2 separate regions of the Mus musculus genome follow, and region 1 is linked to region 2. A link is a contact called in ENCODE Hi-C data. All regions are on one chromosome and are shown on one strand. The core of a region is the stretch at or near the end of the contact, and the rest is flanking DNA. Distances in the headings are between cores, read along the strand shown. Region 1 has its middle 23 kb from the start of n-TWcca5. Region 2 holds the start of Slc47a1 (solute carrier family 47, member 1).

What was found. A loop is a pair of places that touch in the nucleus more often than their neighbours do.
Region 1: a loop to region 2 is called in a map of regulatory T cell, with 1.8 times the contacts of the local background. The contact joins the enhancer-like site here to the promoter of Slc47a1 in region 2. A Hi-C loop is called at or near these places in 1 of 37 maps with a recorded cell type or tissue (regulatory T cell).

Annotation. Positions count from the first base shown.
Region 1 is chr11:61,428,041-61,433,703 of GRCm38, forward strand. No RefSeq gene overlaps it. Among named protein-coding and RNA genes, the nearest start is that of n-TWcca5, 23 kb to the left of the region's middle. Within about 2 kb of position 2,885, at least 1 of the 3 ENCODE cell types and tissues checked has a DNase peak (open chromatin) inside an H3K27ac peak, as active enhancers do.
Region 2 is chr11:61,375,225-61,380,394 of GRCm38, forward strand. It overlaps Slc47a1 (solute carrier family 47, member 1), which reads right to left and starts at 2,851. Exons shown (of 17, transcript NM_026183.5): 1 at 2,689-2,851. The coding sequence starts at 2,823.

The DNA of each region.
Region 1 (5,663 bases), core at 1,635-4,134, 53 kb after region 2:
TGGATCTTCGCATCTCAAAGGATCTGGGTTAAAGATACATCTTCCTATCTCAACGATCCAGATTAAAAGTGGGTCTTCCCACTTCAAATGATTATATATATATATATCACAGGTGTGCCCAGCCATTTTGGGTTTTAGTTAATTCCAGATGTAGTCAAGTTGACAACCAAGATTAGCCATCACAACAGGGAACAAGCTGAGATTTTTCTATTAAGTTTTTTTTTTCATTTCTAAAAACTGTGTGTGTGTGTGTGTGTGTGTGTGTGTGTGTGTGTGTGTGTTTTGTCTACATATATGTCTGTTCTATGCACCGTATGTGGTCAGTGCCCCCCAAGAAATTAGAAGAGGATACCAGATCCCCTGGGACTGGAGTTACTGACAATTGTGAGCTGCCATGTAGCTGCTGGGAATTGAACCAAAGGCCTCTGTCAGGAGCAGCCAGTGCTTTTAAGGGATGAGCCACCTGCCCCCATCTTTCTTTTCTTCTTCATGCTGGAGGTAGGAGGTCCCCCCCCCCATCTCCAACCACCTAAGAGCATGTTCCCTCTCTAAACTACACCCAGCCTCTTTCCTATTTCCTTCACATATTTCGAGTTGCAGGGTAGGGGGGCTCTTGCCTCCTTGGAAGTCCCAATCTGCTCATGTCCATCTTAGAAATCCCTGTTATTAAAACACAGAAAATGCCATCTCTGAATTTGCTCATTATTGGCAAATTGTCCAGAATAGAGTTGTACAAAATCTAATTTTTTAAAAAAATGAAGCTGGAATGGTGAATTTGTCCTTGTCATTGTGACTGTCCTTTTATCAGGGCTGAGCCTTCACTTCAGTGTCACACTTCCCTGAGTTTAAGTGACTGCCCACTCTGAGCCAGCACAGCCTGGGGCAGAGCACTGTGAGCAGATGTCCCTTTAAACTGCAACTTCCCTGGTGATGCTGGGACTCTGAGAAGCTGTGTTGTCTTCTGCTAAGGTAGAGCCTTGTTGTGGGAAGAAGAGATGGAGAGAACCTCAGAGGCTGATCAGTAGTTTGCTACCCACAAAACTCTCAGCCTTTTGTGGTGATGATGTGAATGTATCTGCCCCTTAGATACTTTCTTCCACTCTCACCACAAGGATGAAAAACAGCCAAAGAGGAGGGTGGTGTCATGAGCTCCCCCGAGACAAACTGGCCTCAAACCTGTATCTTACATAGGAAAAATGTTTCTTCAAATATAAAAAAGAGACTTCTTTTTAAACACCATCCCCAAGGCTGGGCATTGAGCTCAGACAAAGAACTTGCCAGGCAAGCATGTGGATCCAAGTTCGAATTCCCAGAACCGCAAGAGGTTGGACCCTGTAGTCCCAGCATTCTACGGGAGGTTGGAGGTAGAGACCAGAGAATCCCCAGGAGCTTGTGGGTCATCAGAAAGCCAAGGCCCTGTCTCCAAACCGTGAAAACAAAACAAAACGAAACAACCAGTGCTGGAGAGACGACTCAGTAGCACTGACTACTCTTCCAGAGGACCAGGGTTTGATTCCTAGCACCTACATGGTGGCTCAGAACTGTCTGAAACTCTAGTTCCATGGGATCTGACATCTTCAAACAGACACATGTAGGCAAAAATGCCAGTCCTCAAGTGCCATCCTCCAACCTACACATCTGTGTCATGGCACACTCATGCCCTTATTCACACTTATACAGACACATGTACACATGTATGTGACACACACACACACACACACACACACACACCATCTTTTTAATTAGCAGAAAATCACCAGACCTCACACCTTTCCAGCAACAGAAGAAAGATCCTATTCCATCCCCTGATTTGGGACAGCCTGGATCTCTCTTGACAGCACTGTCCCTTTGTACCCTCATTTGCTTCTCTTCTTAACTGAAAGGCTCACTCTGTCTGCCCCAGTTTTACTTCATTGTCACTGAGACAAAAGTGTCCACACGCCTGCATCACCGTAGACAGTTGCCTATTGCAGCAGGAGTGGGCTCCAAGGCCACATACATTGAGATTCCCTGTGAACTCTTTGTCCTTTTAAGACATAGATAGTAAATCAGGATGAAACTGAGCGTGATGTACAAGTAGGAAAACCAGAGGAAGCTGGAGAAGGCTGGGGATGCTAGGGAATCCATGTGCAAAAGCGAAGGAAGTGCCTGTGGGCTCAGGAGCCAGGCTCTGCTGACTGCAGGAGATTAGAACACGCTGCTGCAGTCTTTTCTGCCAATGCTGAAAGGGTTATTTTGAGAGCAGCTGTTAAAAAAAAAATCCTTTGAGAAAGTAATTTACATCTGTAAAGGAATTACTGGGTACCAGCATCCTCAGGAAGAGCAAGAGATGGTACATCACACATAGCATCTTGATGTGTGGACTCCTTAACACCAGGCATGTGAGAACACCAGGCATGCGAGGCTTTCTCTAAGCAATGTCTACCTGCCTGAAGCCACCTAAAGGAACTCTCTGTCCTGAACCACCTTCTCAGGAACATTATCAGCCAGGGAAGACTAACACAGACCACAGGAGAGATTGGTCTTCTGGTTACCAGATACAGTGTGGGTGACTCTGGGACTCACCTAGACAGAAAAGCCTTGACCTACCTCCAGAGGTCAGAGAGGAGAAAGAAGGCTCATTTCAAGTGGACTCCCTTCCCAAAGCACCTAGAGGGTGAGTTCACTGAAAGCAGATTTCTGTTCTCAGAAGGCTCCAAACTGGCCATGGGTGGTCACACTTGGCTTTCACAGTCTACAGAACAGGGTGGCACAGAGTGCCATTTGCTATTTGGGGAAGCTTCCCAAATGAGAGTCACAAGCCTTTCTTTTATGGTGATTTATTTCCTTTAGCATAATGTCCCTAAGTATCGCCCACTCGGCATGTGACAGAGCCCCCCTTTCTGAAGGCTGAGTGACATTCTACTGCACGTTGGTTTACCACCCTTGCTGTTAGTGGACATCAGGGCTGCCTCCCCTTTGGTGACAGCACTTAGCACGGCTGTGCATAGACTCTCAGAGGGTCTGACTCCAAAGCTTTTAGGTACATGACCAGATGGATAATACGTGGCTCTATTTTTGGTTTTGAGGTGCCTCCTACTGCTTTCTACACTGCTGCCCAATTTTACATTCGTGCTAACAGCCAAGTCTTATGGAAAACTTTTATCTCAGATCCGTTACCCACAAAGTGAAGGTAGAATAGAATGGTTAGGTTGTACTTTTATCTCACTGATGAATAATTTAGATATTTCTTACATCGGATCACTAATGTTGCTTCTTTAGCTACTAAGAATATCAGCCCAGGGGCTGGAGCAATATCAGTGATTAAGAGCACCGGCTGTGCTTACAGAGGGCCCAGGTTCAATTCCCAGCACCTTCATGGCAGCTCACAACCATTTGTAATTCCAGTTGCAGGGGATCTGTTGCCTTCTTCAGACCTGTAACAAGGTACCTGTAGTGGAATTATAGTAGAATCATTGTATGTAGTGTAGACATCAGAGCAAGTAGTTGTTTTTCTGAAGGAGCTTGACAAGCCTGTGGGGAGTGGTTCTGATGCTAAGGTCCTGTTCCCCAATTGGTCCCCAGTTTGTCAGTAAAAGAAGCCAGGGGCCAATTGCTGAGCTGAAGGTACAGGTGGGACGTCTGGGTCTCAAGAGGAAGAGGAGACACAAGGAAGGAGTGGAGTGTTTTCTGCCATGCTTTGGAAGAAGAATGCAGCAACCATGTGAGGTCTCGGGGGCAGCTGGGGACTGTGGCCACCACTATAGGCAGGTGGTCATGGATGTTTGGCAGGGACTAAGTGGAACCAGCCACTGAAGTTTAGGGCAGATGAAGAGACAGAGATAATAAATCGGTAAGGGCACACTTTTCCAGGCGACAGCTATCAATGCTGAGCAATTTTGCCAAGAAAGCAAGTTACAAAAGAACATACTCTGTGTGTGTGTGTGTGTGTGTGTGTGTGTGTGTGTGTGTGCGCGCGCGCGCGCGTGCGGGCAGGCCCGCATGTGTGCTGTCTGTCTGTCTGCCTGCTTTCTGTCTGTCTGTCTTTTATCCCAGGATTCAAGGGAAGCTGGGAAGGGGCTGATAGTAAAGCCCACTTCCTGGAGCAAGATGAGTGGGGGCTCCAGAGCACAATCACCTCCCAGAGCTCAAGGTAGTAGCATAAAAACTGCACACAACACAAGCCTTGCATGACCTTGGTCACAGGATGGTCCTGGAACACCTGACATGCCTTGCATTATTGGGTACAGCAAACAGTGTACAGTAAGGACACACATGGCGAAGGCTGATGTTTTCCTTCAGGAAACGCAGAGGTTAGATGAGGGGCTTTGGTATGAGGAGCTCATTTTATCCAAAAACAACTTTTGTGTAACAATCAACAAATATGTTTCAGCCAGGCAGTGGTGGCTCACGCCTTTAATCCCCGAACTCGGGAGGTAGAGGCAGGTGGATTTCTGAGTTCGAGGCCAGCCTGGTCTACAAAATGAGTTCCAGGACAACCAGGGTTACACAGAGAAACCCTGTCTCAAAAAACCTAAATAAATAAGTAACTAAATAAATAACTATGTTTCAGTGTGGTTGCTCCAGCTTCAGCTCACGGGGACTACTCCTTCCTGCGGCCTCAGATCCTGGTTGCATTCTGGAGTGACATTCTTTCTTCAATCAACCCACACAATTCAGAACACCGGCAGGTATCAGACATGTACGTGGTACACAGCCATGCAGGCAAGCAAACCACTCATAGCACATAAATTAAATCTTAAAATATAGCACAAGTTCCTAACTCATCTGTTAATCTAACAACAGAGACATCAGTCCTCAGGAAAAATGTTTTAGAGATATACTCTATTCTACAGACACGCACGTACATGAACACTCATGCAAATGCATATATACACAACATGCATATACAAAATATAGGTAACATTAAACTGTAAAGCTATTATCTTGATTTGAAGTTGGCATTGTGTTAGAACAGGAAACTTTAAAGAGTCCACCAAAATCTTGTTCAAACTTAAAAAATGCACTAAGAATCTGTATAAACTACACCGCTAACATACAAATCTACTATGTTTGCATCTCAAAAAGAGATTTGTACAGTCATTTGTTTTTTGTTTTTTTGAGGCAGACTTTCTCTAGGTAACAGCCCTGGCTGTCCTGAAACTCACTTTGTAGACCAGGATGACCTCAAAATCACAGAGATCCACCTGCCTCTGCCTTAGGAGTACTGGGATTAAAGGCGTGCACCACCACACCTGGTCTATTGTAGTCATCTTTATTATTTCCCAATTGCATTAATTATTAATTAATTAATTAATTAATTGTATGTGTGCAAACATGTTCATGTATTTACATGTGCCATTGGTCAGAGAATTGCCTGTAGAAGTATCACATTTCTTTTTGTCGATATATATATATGTGTGTGTGTGTGTATATATGTATATGTATATGTATATGTATATGTATATGTATATGTATATGTATATGTATATGTATATGTATATATATATTATCCTTGACCTCTAATTTTAGCCTACAAGGCAGAGACAAGAAGATTGCAAGTTCAACAACCTTAGGCATTTTAGCAACTCTGTTTCAAAATAAATAAATAAATAAGTAAATAGATGGTGTGAGTGAGAGGGCTCAGTGAGTAAAGGCATTTTGTTGCCAAGCCTGATGACCTG
Region 2 (5,170 bases), core at 1,601-4,100:
CTAAGAGCAGGGTAAAAGCCTGGCATCTCAGCCTTCACATTGTGGCTGTGTCCTTTACCTAGAACTAGAGTCCTTCCTGCTGTACACATAGGCATGTTAATCACTTACAGAGTACCGGCTAAGAACCAGTAATACCTGATCCATCTAGCTCATCCCCTAGAAGGATAAAGGCACAAAGTTAAGGGCAACCAAGGCATCTCACTCTCAGCTTCCATAATGCCCTGCTCCCAAGGCATCTGAAAATCTCCAGTCATATTCTGATCCTTCAGTCATCTTGGGTCTTGAGAACAACAGAGCCTCACAGACATATCACTCATGGGGGGATTACCTCTTGAGGGACAATAATTACCCCCTAAAGGAAACATAATGCAGGAGCATATCTTATGGAACCAGCAGCTTGTCCTCTTGAACGATGATGTCATCAGAGAGAGGCACATGGTGGAACCAGGACTGAAATAACAACCAGTCATACCAGTGTGTGAGAAGAACGATGTCTCCATGACCCTAGTGCAGCTTCTGCTAGACCACTGTATATAATAGTGATGCTTCCATGACCCTAGAAAAGCTGAGCTGAAAGCCACATGAAGAACTCTCCAGGTAGAGGAGAGGGGCAGTGAACTTCCTGAAGAGAGAAGGTTGAGGCTGGGGCTCTGAAAGGAAACTGGATGGGTAGAAAGGTGGTAAGGCATGATGGCCAAGCAGGGGCCAGTCCACAGAACTGAGTTCAGGGTTTGAGCAAGGCACTTTATTGCTTTGTTCAACACATGTGTGTAAAGGAGTACAGTTGGTCTACGAGGAGCATCTTGGGCAGAGCTCTCTCTGGAGGAGACTTGGTAAATGAGAAAGTTCAAATCCTGCCAGCCTGTGAGATGGCTGGGCCAATAAAGCCACTTGCTCCCAAGTGAACCACCCTAATGCAATGCCTGAGACCCACATGGTGAAAGGACAGAGCCCACTGAGGGCAAGTTGCCTTCTGGCCTCCACCAGTGTGCTATGGCACACACACACACACACACACACACACACACACACACACACACAAATAAATAAATAAATAAATAAATGTAAAGAGAAAGAAAGAGGGTGGAGGCTCAGAGGAGGTTAGCACGGCCACCCTATTCTCCAGGGGGGCCTGGGAGGATAGGACAGTAGATAATTACACAACCCTTAGGAAGCAGGGGGTGCCCAGCAGCTAGCACAGAGATGGAGGACCAAGAAGGGCTCCATACACAAGAGACTAAGCTGCCCGGGACAGAAATCTTGATGGCAGGCTTGCAAAGTAGTCCCTGGGTCACCTGGCTTCTCCAGCTAAGGAGTACAGGGGAAATTCCCAAGTGACCCCCCAAGTGATCTGAGAGCCTCTCCCCAACCCTTTCTCTGTTGGTCTTAGTGGTTTTTATTTGTTTGTTTGTTTGTTCATTCATTTGTTCTTTCTTCCTTTCTTTTTCCCTCTGTAATGGGTATGCATTGTGTTGGTGAGAAACCAATGACATACATGTATACATTCATGTTCCCATGTAGGAAAAGTAGCCAGTTCCCCTCTATTAGCCTAGAACTGGGGATCACGTGACTAGAAGAGGGCATGAGCTCCAAATGCTGCTGCTGCTGCTATTTTTCCTCTTTGGGTTTCTGAAGCAGGAGCTCATGCTGTAGCCCAGGATGGCTTGGAACAGTAAGTCACTCTAGTCACCTTTCTGCCCCAGTCTCCCAAGCACAGAGATTCCAGGCCACGGCTACCACACCACACCTGATTCTTAGGAAGCTTTTCTGGCAGCAACTCAGTGAGACTAAGTTACGGCAAAGCTGACGGCTCATAGACTTCATAGAAAGGAGAACGGAGCTGTTCTGAGTCCGTGGGCTGTTCCCTAACATGCTTGGGAAGATCCACACAGGAACTGAACTTCAAGTCTGGAGACTGAGCACCGCAGAGGGCTGTGAGCTCCTATGCCTCTCCTGGACCTGTAGCTGATGGCTTCACCCTGGGCTTTGATCTTGCTTCTCTATGCCCTATCGTGTGTGTCAAGAGGGCACACATGCCGGGGCTCAGGGGCTCCCAGGTGCTTGAATGTCTGCCTCTTGGCCAAATGTTTATTCACTCAGACACACAGAGTGTGTCAGAGAAGTGGCTTTCTCACCCTTGAGGACTGAAAACCCCCAAACTGACAGAGAACAGAAGGCAGCACGTGTGTGATGTGGTTCTGTGGTTTGGGGGGTTTTTTTGTTTTTGTTTTTTTCCCACGTTGCTTCTAAAAGCCGAGATTGAGAGAGACCTAGTCTAATGAGTAAAATCGACCCCACTAATAAAAGCACTTCCTACCCAAAGGGAACCTCATTAAAACCTCAGATTTTGAGCGCAGCGCTTAGTGGAAGAGGAGCTGACACAGGATGCTTCTGCGTCAGACATTGGCTCTAGATTCCAAATAGTTTTGAAAGCCTAATTCTAAGGTGACAGTTTACCTTCCTGTTTCATGCCTCTGCCTGGAGAGAGACAGGTCTGAGTGCTTTTATTTTCAGGAACCCCTGGCTTCAGGGCGCACGCCAAGAGTCACTAGGCTCTGCACATCCCCATAGCTGTGGCCCGCTGCAGGCTCTTCGGGTCCCCAACCCCGCCAAGTCAGACCCTGAAATTTAGGTAACTGGGCCCCCAGTCCTCGGGGACCGGCCTGCAGCCGAGGCCACCTGACTCACCGCAGGACCCGCCAGGACCAAGAGTGCCCGCAGCTCCTCTAGGAAGCCGGGCAGCAGCAGGCAGCGTAGCCCACGGCGCTCGGACGCAGCGTCCGCGCCTCCCGGCCCGGGAGCGGACTCCTCCGTGCGTTCCATGTGGCCTCCGTGGTGTCAGGGCTCGGAAGCCGCACGAGGACCCACAGGCCTGGAAGACTCCAGTCCCCGCCCTCGGCCGCCTCCCCTAAACCCGCCCAGCGCCAGCCGAGGATCTGCAACCTTGGACTCACCCCTTGCCCTTGCAACCCCAAGGCCTGCGCATCTCCAAAGGCTAGCCAGCACCCTAATGTAGGAACAGAAAAGTTTGCAAAAGTGCTGGAAGCAAAAGGAAAGAGCGCGCTGAGGCAAGGACCTTCCAGTCGCTGTCGCTGTCGTTGCAAGGGAGCAGAGGGCACTTGAGAAATTAGGGTGTGGAAGGACTTAGAGTCCTGAGACATGATCCCACTACGGTCAGCCAAAGGTCCGATCGTGGTTCCGCTGTGGCCAGCAAATATTGGATCTGGCAGTAGTGGGTGTTCAAGGTCTCTGCTGTGCAGCTTGTGGTCAGCTCAACACACACTTTGCTATAGGTTTCTATAATCTCTCTCTCTCTCTCTCTCTCTCTCTCTCTCTCTCTCTCTCTCTCTCTCTCTCTCTCTCTCTCTCTCTCTCATTGTTCCATTAAAGTACATAACACCTACCAGGGGGAAAAGCAAGCCACATTGTCCGGGTAACACAGAAGTGTTCGCTGGTCTTGGATGGTCAGAAACAGGAGATACTGTGGCAAGAATATACAGGTTCAAGGGACACCTGCAGCCTGGAAAAATGCAGGCTTGTCACCAGGACCCTACTCTCCTCATCTGTAAACTCAAGATGCGTTTCCACAGTCCCACCCACTTGCAGCCCTGCACAGGAGGACTGACTCACAGATGTTAGCTCCAAGTCAAAGGTGACTCCTGTGAGAGAGGCTAAAGTCCCTTCTGTGGCAACTGGTCTTGAATAACAAATGTTTCTGCTCACTGTTAGTTTCACACTGCTGTGACAAAATATCCCAAAAGCAACTGAAGGGGAGAGGGATTGATTCTGGCCCGTGGTTTCAGAGGTCTCCATCCATGTCCAAGAAAGGATAGAGAGGAGTGTTTTCTTGCCTTGTGACAGCCAGGATACAGAGAGACAAAATGCTCTTCAAGGACATGCCTGTGTGATTCGCTCTCTGCAGCTAACCTAGTTTCCAGAGCCTTCCAAAGTGAGACCACCAGGTGGAGGAAGACCTCAGCATAAGAGTCTGTGAGAGGCGACAGTTCATATTCAACCCATACCCTCAGATAACCAGGGACTCTGGAGTCAGGATTTGGGGGTTGGTATTTAAGTATTTAGGGATGGAACCCATGCCCAGCTTCACACACACACTGAGCAAAAGTCCTACCTCTGAGCTACAGCCACGGGGAATCTACAGGTTTAAAAAAGATTGTTGTATCCCTGGGAGTAGAATACTTATCTAATATATGAGAGGTCCTAGGTTCCAGCACCATAAAAAGAACAGACTGTCTTAGTCAGTGTTTATTGCTGTGAAGAGATACCACGACCAAGGCAACTCTTATGAAGGAAAGCATTTAACTGGGACTTGCTTACAGTTTCAGAAGTTTAATCCATTGTCATCATGGTGGGGAGCACGGTAGCACACAGGTAGACACTGTGCTGGAGAAATAGCTGCAAGTTCTACATCCAGATCCACAGGCAGCAGAAGAGAGAAACACTAGACCTGGCTTGGGCTTCAGAAACCTCAAAGCCCACCCCACAGTGATGGATCTCTCAATCCTCAAGAATCGCCATTCCCTGATGACTAAGCATTCCAATGTATGAGCCGATGGAGGCCATTCTTATTCACACCACTAAAAATCAGACAAGCAAGACCATGAGTGCCTCCCCACCCTTTCACGACATCTGTGACTCTCCCCTTGGTCCCTGTGCAGGTAAAGGCAGCCTCTAGTGTCATCCTTGCACGCTATATGTCATCTACTAAGACTCTTCTCCAGTCTCTTCTCACAAGATGAGAGAGAGGAAGCGATTTGCCCTCCTTAGATTTCTTACCTACTTTTAGAACAATTACCCAGTTTGGAAAATTGAGGTCTGTGTCTGCTTACACCTCAACTATACCCCAAGCTCTGTACCAAAGGGTTGGATAGTATCTGTGACTGGGGTTCCCTCACCAGGACTGCATGCGTGGAGCAGAGTGCTGGCTTCTCAGAATGGGAGTGTCCACAGCCAGATGCCCAGGCTGGACACTAAGATTTCCCCCTCAGTGGCTTTTAACCCTCAGAAAGAACAAGAAAGCTTTTTGGACCTTTTAGAAGCTATCAACAAACATTTAGCTAGAACATCCAGAGACCATCAGTCTTTAAGGCCTCACCTAAGTCCAACTCTGTGCCTCGTTTCAACTACTCCAGGCTGGGAGGCTTCCGGCAAT